Linked DNA regions of Homo sapiens: region 2 is linked to region 1. A link is an interaction called in ENCODE POLR2A ChIA-PET data of the cell type or tissue named here. Cell type or tissue: Panc1. All regions are shown on one strand. Region 1 overlaps EEF1A1-AS1 (EEF1A1 antisense RNA 1). Region 2 overlaps SLC17A5 (solute carrier family 17 member 5).

What was found. Peaks named below come from ENCODE experiments on the same cell type or tissue, not always from the same donor. Only the 100,000 strongest peaks of a DNase experiment are listed, where the experiment ranks them.
Region 2: POLR2A ChIA-PET joins it to region 1 with 8 read pairs; 29 of 35 experiments call an interaction of 5 or more read pairs at or near these places.

Annotation. Positions count from the first base shown.
Region 1 is chr6:73,525,082-73,529,081 of GRCh38, forward strand. It overlaps EEF1A1-AS1 (EEF1A1 antisense RNA 1), which reads left to right. Exons shown (of 5, transcript NR_187283.1): 3 at 805-961. Among named protein-coding and RNA genes, the nearest start is that of EEF1A1-AS1, 3.5 kb to the left of the region's middle. In Panc1, no CTCF peak of the experiment used is centred here; no DNase peak of the experiment used is centred here; H3K27ac peaks cover 2,767 bases.
Region 2 is chr6:73,637,333-73,641,332 of GRCh38, forward strand. It overlaps SLC17A5 (solute carrier family 17 member 5), which reads right to left. Exons shown (of 11, transcript NM_012434.5): 4 at 1,080-1,167. Among named protein-coding and RNA genes, the nearest start is that of SLC17A5, 15 kb to the right of the region's middle. RefSeq lists an enhancer at 2,965-3,134. In Panc1, no CTCF peak of the experiment used is centred here; no DNase peak of the experiment used is centred here.

The DNA.
Region 1 (4,000 bases):
TGATCTCCTGACCTCGTGATCTGCCCAACTCGGCCTCCCAAAGTGCTAGGATTACAGGCATGAGCCACCACGCCCAGCCGAGAATCCAAATAAAATGACACTTTAGTGTGACAGGCACTGTTCTAATATTTGCAATATTTATTGTAATCCTACCACCCACATTGTATAGATGGAGCAGCAATGGGCAACAGGCAGTTTATGCGTAATAAGCACATATAGACATATATTCTTTTTTAAAGTTTTACCTTTTTTTGCACAAAATGGTAAAATACAATATGCCACCTTGCTTTTTTCACCTAATACAGCTTGGTGATCTTTTTTCATGGTACCTTAGGGCCCAGCAGAGCAGGATTGGAACCAGGGTAATCTGTCAGAGAGCTAGTCCTAACCCTTACCAGCAGGTCGAGGCAGCCTGATATAATGAAAATATCAGTGGCATCGGTGTCAGAAAATTAGGGATTTAGTCCTCGCTCTTCTGCTTAGACCTATGACAGCCCAGCAGTTCTGAGTACATCTGTGAAATGGGTTGCCTCTTTGTTCCTACTTAACACCTATGTCACAATTCTAATATGCAATGACATGAAAAGACATGGGGGCTCTTTATTAGTACAAAAGACAGTGTTTCTACATGCTTTTTGGAGAATGCCTGTCCTTAATTGGTATGCCTGTGACACCAACTTGAGTCAGTAGAGAAAATAAACTCATTGGTATCTTTGTAATTGTAAGCATTTTTACGTAGGTAATACATGTACATGGTAAGAAATTGTACAGAGGTTATACAATGAAATGTTACTCTCATTTTAGCAGTGTAAAGAAAGTCTGAAGAATACTCCAGGAAAATTGAGGAAACTAAAGCTATTTCTACTACTGGTCTCATAATTGCAAAGCCAGTGCCTACCATGATAAGTGCTCTCTTACTTGGTATGAAGGAAATGATTTTCTTCCCTTGCTATTTTTTTTAGTAAGTATATTATTTTATTGCTACATTAGAAATGAAAATACACTCTGAGAAGCTGCAAAGGCATGCAACTTCATAAAGATTATGAAGCAATGGAGACACTCATAGAAGGTTAAAATTGGCTTTTCCTGTAGGAGGTGCAAAGACTATACACACACAGGTCATCAATGGTTAGATTATTGGCAGCATCTGCCATGTGGAATTTATGTGCCAATGGGAAGATTTTTGGTGTTTTGCTTTGTTTTGTTTTGTTTTGAGACGGAGTCTTATTCTGTCACCCAGGCTAGAATACAGTGGCATGATCTTGGCTCACTACAACCTCCGCCTCCCGGGTTCAAGTGATTCACCCGCCTGAGACTTCCATGTAGCTGGGATTGCAGGCATACACCACCATGCCTAATTCATTTTTTTCTTTGTTTGTTTGAGATGGAGTCTCACTCTGTCACCCAGGCTGGAGTGCAGTGTCATGATCTCAGCTCACTGCAACCTCCGCCTCCCGGGTTCAAGCGATTCTCCTGCCTCAGTCTCCCGAGTAGCTGTGACTACAGACATGTGCCACCACACCTGGCTAATTTTTGTATTTTTAATAGAGACAGGGCTTAGCCATGTTGGCCAGGGTGGTCTCGAACTCCTGACCTCAGGTGATCCACCCACCTCAGCCTACCAAAGATTACAGACGTGAGCCATCATGCCCAGCCCCCATTATATGATGTTTGAACACCGTATTTCTCCTGCTGGATAGTTTCCTTGGAAGAAAGCCTATTTTTTTCTCCAGTGTTAGTTTTCTTCAATTTTGACCTGTCAAACTTCACTTCTGACAAGTTTGGGTTTATCACTCATCTTGATTAAAAGAAAGCCTGAAGGCTTGAAGACTCGTGAAACGCTGGGCTGAGACCATACTGCTCACTCTGGACCAGATTAGGGTTCCTGAGCAGAGCCCAGCAGTTGTAAGCCCAGTAGCAGGGCCCCCTCACTCAGTATTCATTTGTGAATCCATATTTTATAAATCATATGAATTTTCAGTATTTCTTTGTCTTCATAGGTGATATAGTTAACAGAGCACTTGACTAAGAGACAAGCTGGAATATATTCGTAGTCCCACATAATTTCTTTATCAGAGTGATCTTGAATAAATCACACTTGAGCTCATTATTTCTTTTTTTTATTTTTATTTTTTGAGATGGAGTCTCGCACTGTCACCCAGGCTGAAATGCAGTGGTGCAATCTCCGGTCACTGCAACCTCCGCCTCCTGGGTTCAAGTGATTCTTCTGTCTCAACCTCCCAAGCAGCTGGGATTACAGGCGCCCACCACCATGCCTGGCTAATTTTTTTGTATTTTTAGTAGAGACGAGGTTTCACTATGTTGGCCAGGCTGGTCTTGAACTCCTGACCTCATGATCTGCCCTCCTCGGCCTCCCAAATTGCTGGGATTACAGGCATGAGCCACCACGCCTGGCCTGAGCTCATTATTTCATAGTAAAATAATCTAACATCTATTTCATAGAATTGATCATAAGGATTAAATAAGATAATGGACCAGATGATGCAAACCATTTTTACAAATGTCAGCGCTCATTATACTTAGAAAATAATCATTAGCGCTTTTATTTTATTTATTTATTTTTTTGAGACAGAGTCTTGCTCTGTTGCCCAGGCTGGAGTGCAGTGGCATGATCTCGGCTCACTGCAACCTCCACCTCCCAGATTCAAACAATTCTCCTGCCTCAGCCTCTGGAGTAGCTGGGATTACGGGCACATGCCACCACCCCTGGCTAATTTTTGTATTTTTAGTAGAGATGGAGTTTCACCATGTTGGCCAGGCTGTTCTCGAACTCCTGACCTCAGGAAATCTGCCTGCTTTGGCCTCCCAAAGTGCTGGGATTGCAGGCGTGAGCCACCGCGCCCAGCCAGCTCTTTTAAAAAGCAAAAATCTGTCCGGGCACGGTGGCTCATGCCTGTAATCCCAGCTCTCAGGGAGGCAGAGGCGGGAGGATAGCTTGAGCCCGGGAGTTCTAGACCTGCCTGGGCAATATAGCGAGACCCCGTTCTCCACAAAAAGGAAGAAAAAAAAAAAGACACACACAAAAAAAGCAAAAATCTGTTTAAAATGTAGAGTACTTTACAAATTCTCAACATTTATCCTAATAATGAGTACTATTTGGTCAATTTCATTTAAGTATTAGAATTATAGATTCACCAATCTATACAAGTGTTATACATACATGTGACAATGTGTGTGTTCTGTAAGTGGCAAGGACTTTTGAATTATGACATTCAATATATGTTGGTGCTGGGCATGGCAGCTTGTGCCACTAATTCCAGCTACTCAGGAGGCTGAGGTGGGAGGATGACTTAAGGCCAGGAGTTTGAGGCTGCAGTGAGATATGATTATTGCCATCTGGGCAACAGAGTGAGACCCTCATGTCTGAAAAGAAAAAAAAGATGATGGTAATTGTGCAGGATTTCTGAAGTCAGTCTTTATTCATCTATCCATCAGACATTTATTGAGCATCTGTTCTGTGCCAGGCACTGAGCTAGGCACTAGGAGACAAAAAGCAATCTCTGCTGCATAGCATATGTGGCAGAGCCCTGGAGAGGTAGGGGAAGGAAGACAAATAGTAAACAGGTAACTCCAGGAGAGCATGAGTCCTGGAACCAAGTATGCCTAAGGTGCTTTTGAGCATTCAGGACAGATTCAGACTCAGGGAGGGGATGAGGACAGCAGCACGCAAAGCTTCCCAGAGGGCAGAGAGTCTCACCTGGGTTTGGAGGACAGCAGCAGGGAAACCTTCTCAAAGGACAGAAAGTCTCACCTGGGTTTGGTATGAACTGTGGGCATAAGCCAGTGAAAGGAGGCTATGAAGGTGGGAGGCTATGGAGTTGACTGCTCTAGGAAAGAAAGTGGGAGGAAGAGTTTACTCCTACAAGACAGTAACAGATAGCAAGATAGATCTGTCTGGGGGCATTCACCAAGGCCCTCAAGGAGCCTGCGAAGAACGTTGAATCTCTGGAGACAGACCAACCTGGATCCAAGTCTCGCG
Region 2 (4,000 bases), 110 kb after region 1:
GAAGACTGTAAAGAATCTTGCCCCTAGTTCAAGGAGTTTGGGATTTATTCAATAGGTAAAAGGGAACCTTAGATAGTACCTGTTCTTGAACCTATCATCAGATTTCTCATGTCAATCTCAACATAGCTGCAAGAATAATCTTCTTAAAATGTAATTGAATCATGCCTCTTAAAAAACAATCTACATTTTTTCCTGTAGCCTGTAAGACCTGATATAACCCGGCTCTTATCTCTTTCTCTAACCTCATCTTATGCCATCATCCTCCTTACTCACTGAGTTCTAGCCATCCAAGGTAGTTTTCCACTTCTTTTAACCCTTATGTTATTTCTTGCCTGAGTGCCCTCGTACATGCTGTTCTGATTGGCTGAAATGCTCTTCTCCCTGCATGAATGGTTTGTTCTTATCCTTCAGATTTTAGCTTAAAAGTACCACAGAGAGGCCTTTTCTCAACTACTGTATTTAAAAAGCAGTCCGGTGGAAAAATTTTAATTTAGTCAATGAAAGAAAGGCTAGAATTTCTTATGCAATCTGATAAAATTATAATTCACATATATAAAACTCATGTTATCTCACCTGTAGATCAAAATGATGGCAAATAAAGATGCAATAGAAAAAAGATGCATGAAGAGAGGGGTTGAGAATCATGATACATTCATTAGTTAATCAAAACAGAAATCACAATTTAAGGACAAAAACACTCAATTTTCTAGCTACTGGCCTTTTTTTTTCTTTTTTTTAAATAGCATCTCTAAACAAACAAAAATAAAATTTAAAACCCCCAAAAAAGTAAACAGAAAAAGAAAAAAAATAGCATCTCTATACCAATATCTGAAAACACAACATACTTTGAAATAGATGATGGCAGATGGGGAAAATGACATTAGTCAATTAAGCTGCATTACTATAAGTTGTTGAGCCAAAGAGAAAAATTGGTAATAAAGTTATACTACCGAAACTTAATGTTCTCCCCAAAGGGGCATCCAATCCAACATTGCATCGTTCTGGTATGCAGGCCCTTTTTCCCAAAGGTTGATATATACATAACATATTACAGCAAAATTTGGTAATTGTTATCTCACCTGCATATGAAATGCTAAGAAGTTTGCTTCTTTCAAGAGGGGGAGCCCAAGAAGACCACATGGCATGCATGGCTGGAAATGTAACACCCTGAGAGAAGGGAACATGATATTTCTGATGAAATGTAAGGTAGTTTTGTTAATGCTTTAAAGTAAGTTAAGTATTTTGCTACAAAAGCATTTTCTGGATAAGAATCAAACGAATCAGGTTCCATGAAATGAGAAATTTTTACAGTGTTAAGTGAAAATATCTTATAATGAAGTACTTTCAGAATTTGAGGCTGGGTGTGGTGGCTCATGCCTGTAATCCCAGCACTTTGGGAGGCCAAGGCAGGAGGATTGCTTGAGCCCAGGAGTTCGAGATCAGCCTGGGTAACGTAGTGAGACACCATCTCTTAAAAAAAAAAAGTAAAACTCCCCAAAGATTCATGGATTTTGGAACTGGTTTTAAGACAACAAGATAAGGGTTACAATAAATCTAAAATAATTGTACTGAGTGAGGACATAAAGGGATCTTGCTCAAGGTTAATTTTACTCATTCACTTTATTAATCACCTGAATGAAAGGGAATATTACTAACTTATAACTTTAAAAAATACTGAGCTAATATTTTGGGATACTGAAAAAAAATTCAAGCTGACAATCAACCAGAAAAACAGTCCTATTAAAAAAAGGATGAATTCAATTAGCATGTTTACAGCCTTTCTTCTTTTTTTTCCTGTGATAACAAGCCTAGTAGATGCCAATTACTGACACGGAGAGCTAACAGGATGTGGAAACAGGGAGTTTCATAGAGACTGGGTAAATGAGGAGATACCACAGGACAGTGAGAGAGAACGGCTCTCCTTGGACACTCTCTGTGTCACTTCAGAAAGATTAGTTAACCTCCCTGAACTTCAAGGCGGTTGCATAATTGTTGTAAAGATAAATGGTAACTAGTGCTATTATTAGTGGAGAGAAGAATAAATGTTTTAATACTTTGTACTTTCCGCTGACTCTTTCAAAAACAAAAACAAAAGGAATTAAAAAAAAGTAATACCAATGGAAGGCAAAGATGATTTAGGTACATTGCAAATCAATAAGAATCTATATGATGGAGCATCCACAGGATGAGTCATTATAGAAGAAAACTTGAGATGTTTGGAAATGCCCACAGAGATTATGTTGTAGAAAACTTTATTATAAAACCTAGGGACAATGTAGGTATATTTATGGTGAATCAGATGGTAGGAATGCAAGATAGTAATCTAAGTGTCCTTTATGAATGAGGAAATGCACCTGTGATACATATTGAAGGGATGAAGAAGGACGAGAGAACCTGAGTATAAATACAACTTAAATTCTATTTAGTTGTTGGCTGGACACGGTGGCTCATGCCTGTAATCCCAGCACTTTGGGAGGCGGAGGCAGGTGGATCACTTGATGCCAGAAGTTCGAGACCAGCCTGGCCAACATGGTGAAACCCCGCCTCTACTAAATATACAAAAATTAGCCAGGCATGGTGGCGCATGCCTGTAATCCCACCTACTTGGGAGGCTGAGGAAGGAGAATTGCTTGAACTCAGGAAGCGGAGGTTGCAGTGAGCCGAGATCATGCCACTGCACTCCAGCCTGGGCAACAGAGTGAGACTCCGTCTCAAAGACTAGAAAAAAATAAATAAATGAATAAATAAAATGTCACCTGAGATAACAGTGGTAATATGATCAATATGCCGTAATGTTAAATTAGTGGCATAAACTGGAAGTAAAATATGGGAATACATTCAGCAAGGAGATTGAATACTAGGATCAGAGAAAATATGCTAGATTTAAGTATATTTTACTTTGTCAAGAAGAACAGGAACCTGGTAATAGAGGAGTAATTTTAATTTTGTGATCAGGAAGGGTTTACTTAATGGACCTCTACTGATAAGAACAAAATAAAAACATTCAGATGAATGAAAAATCTTTTAATAGTACCTGGCAATTTCCAAAGTATTCTAGCAATCCTTATCACATATGAATTTTATATCTAATCTGTGACTGAAAACAGGGAAGGTATTTTAGTCCCAGTTTAAAAAATGATGGGACTGAGATCTAGAGATTAGAGCTTACCTAAGGTTTCACTGTTAGATACAATAGAGCTATTATTCAAACTCTGGTCCAGTGTTCATTCCAACAGCATGATACACTGCTACTTAAAATAATCTTCATCCTCTACACCAAGCCCAGTGGCCATTATCTTGCTTGAATTAAAGAAATGCAAGAGAGCAAAATACACCATTCCCTGGATTTCAGAGGTAGAAGTTCGAAGTTATAAAGGAAAAGTGAAAATTATTAAGTATGGGGGTACACATGATGAAATACAAAAGAAAAGTGGGAAGGAAAAGAAAGACAAGAATCAAAATTTTAAAAAATGATAAAACTATTAAGAGGAGGGAAATAAAAGAGGCAAAAATCAATAATACTTCTAAAAAGAGCAGAATCATAGAACTAAATTGAGATAGTTATATAAAATCATAAAATATTTGTCTCTAAGTTACAAGACCAGAAAAAATAAAAGAATAAGCGATAAAAAAGAAATTAAATGCAACTCAACAGTCTATTGTGTAAAATGTGCTTCAGACTTGGGCATCAATGATAGAGCAGAGTTTAACGGTGGCAAGAGCACAAGAGGTAAGGATGGTCAATCTTAACCATTTTTTTTTCTTTTGAGATGGAGACTTGCTGTCGTCCAGGCTGGAGTGCAGTGGCGCGATCTTGGCTCACTGCAACCTCTGCCTCCCGGGTTCAAGCAGTTCTCCCACTTCATCCTCCCGAGTAGCTGCAATTACAGGTGTGCACCACCATGCCCGGCTAATTTTTGTATTTTTAGTAGAGATGGGGTTTCACCTGTTGGCCAGGCTGGTCTCAAACTCCTAACCTCAAGTGATCCACCTACCTTGG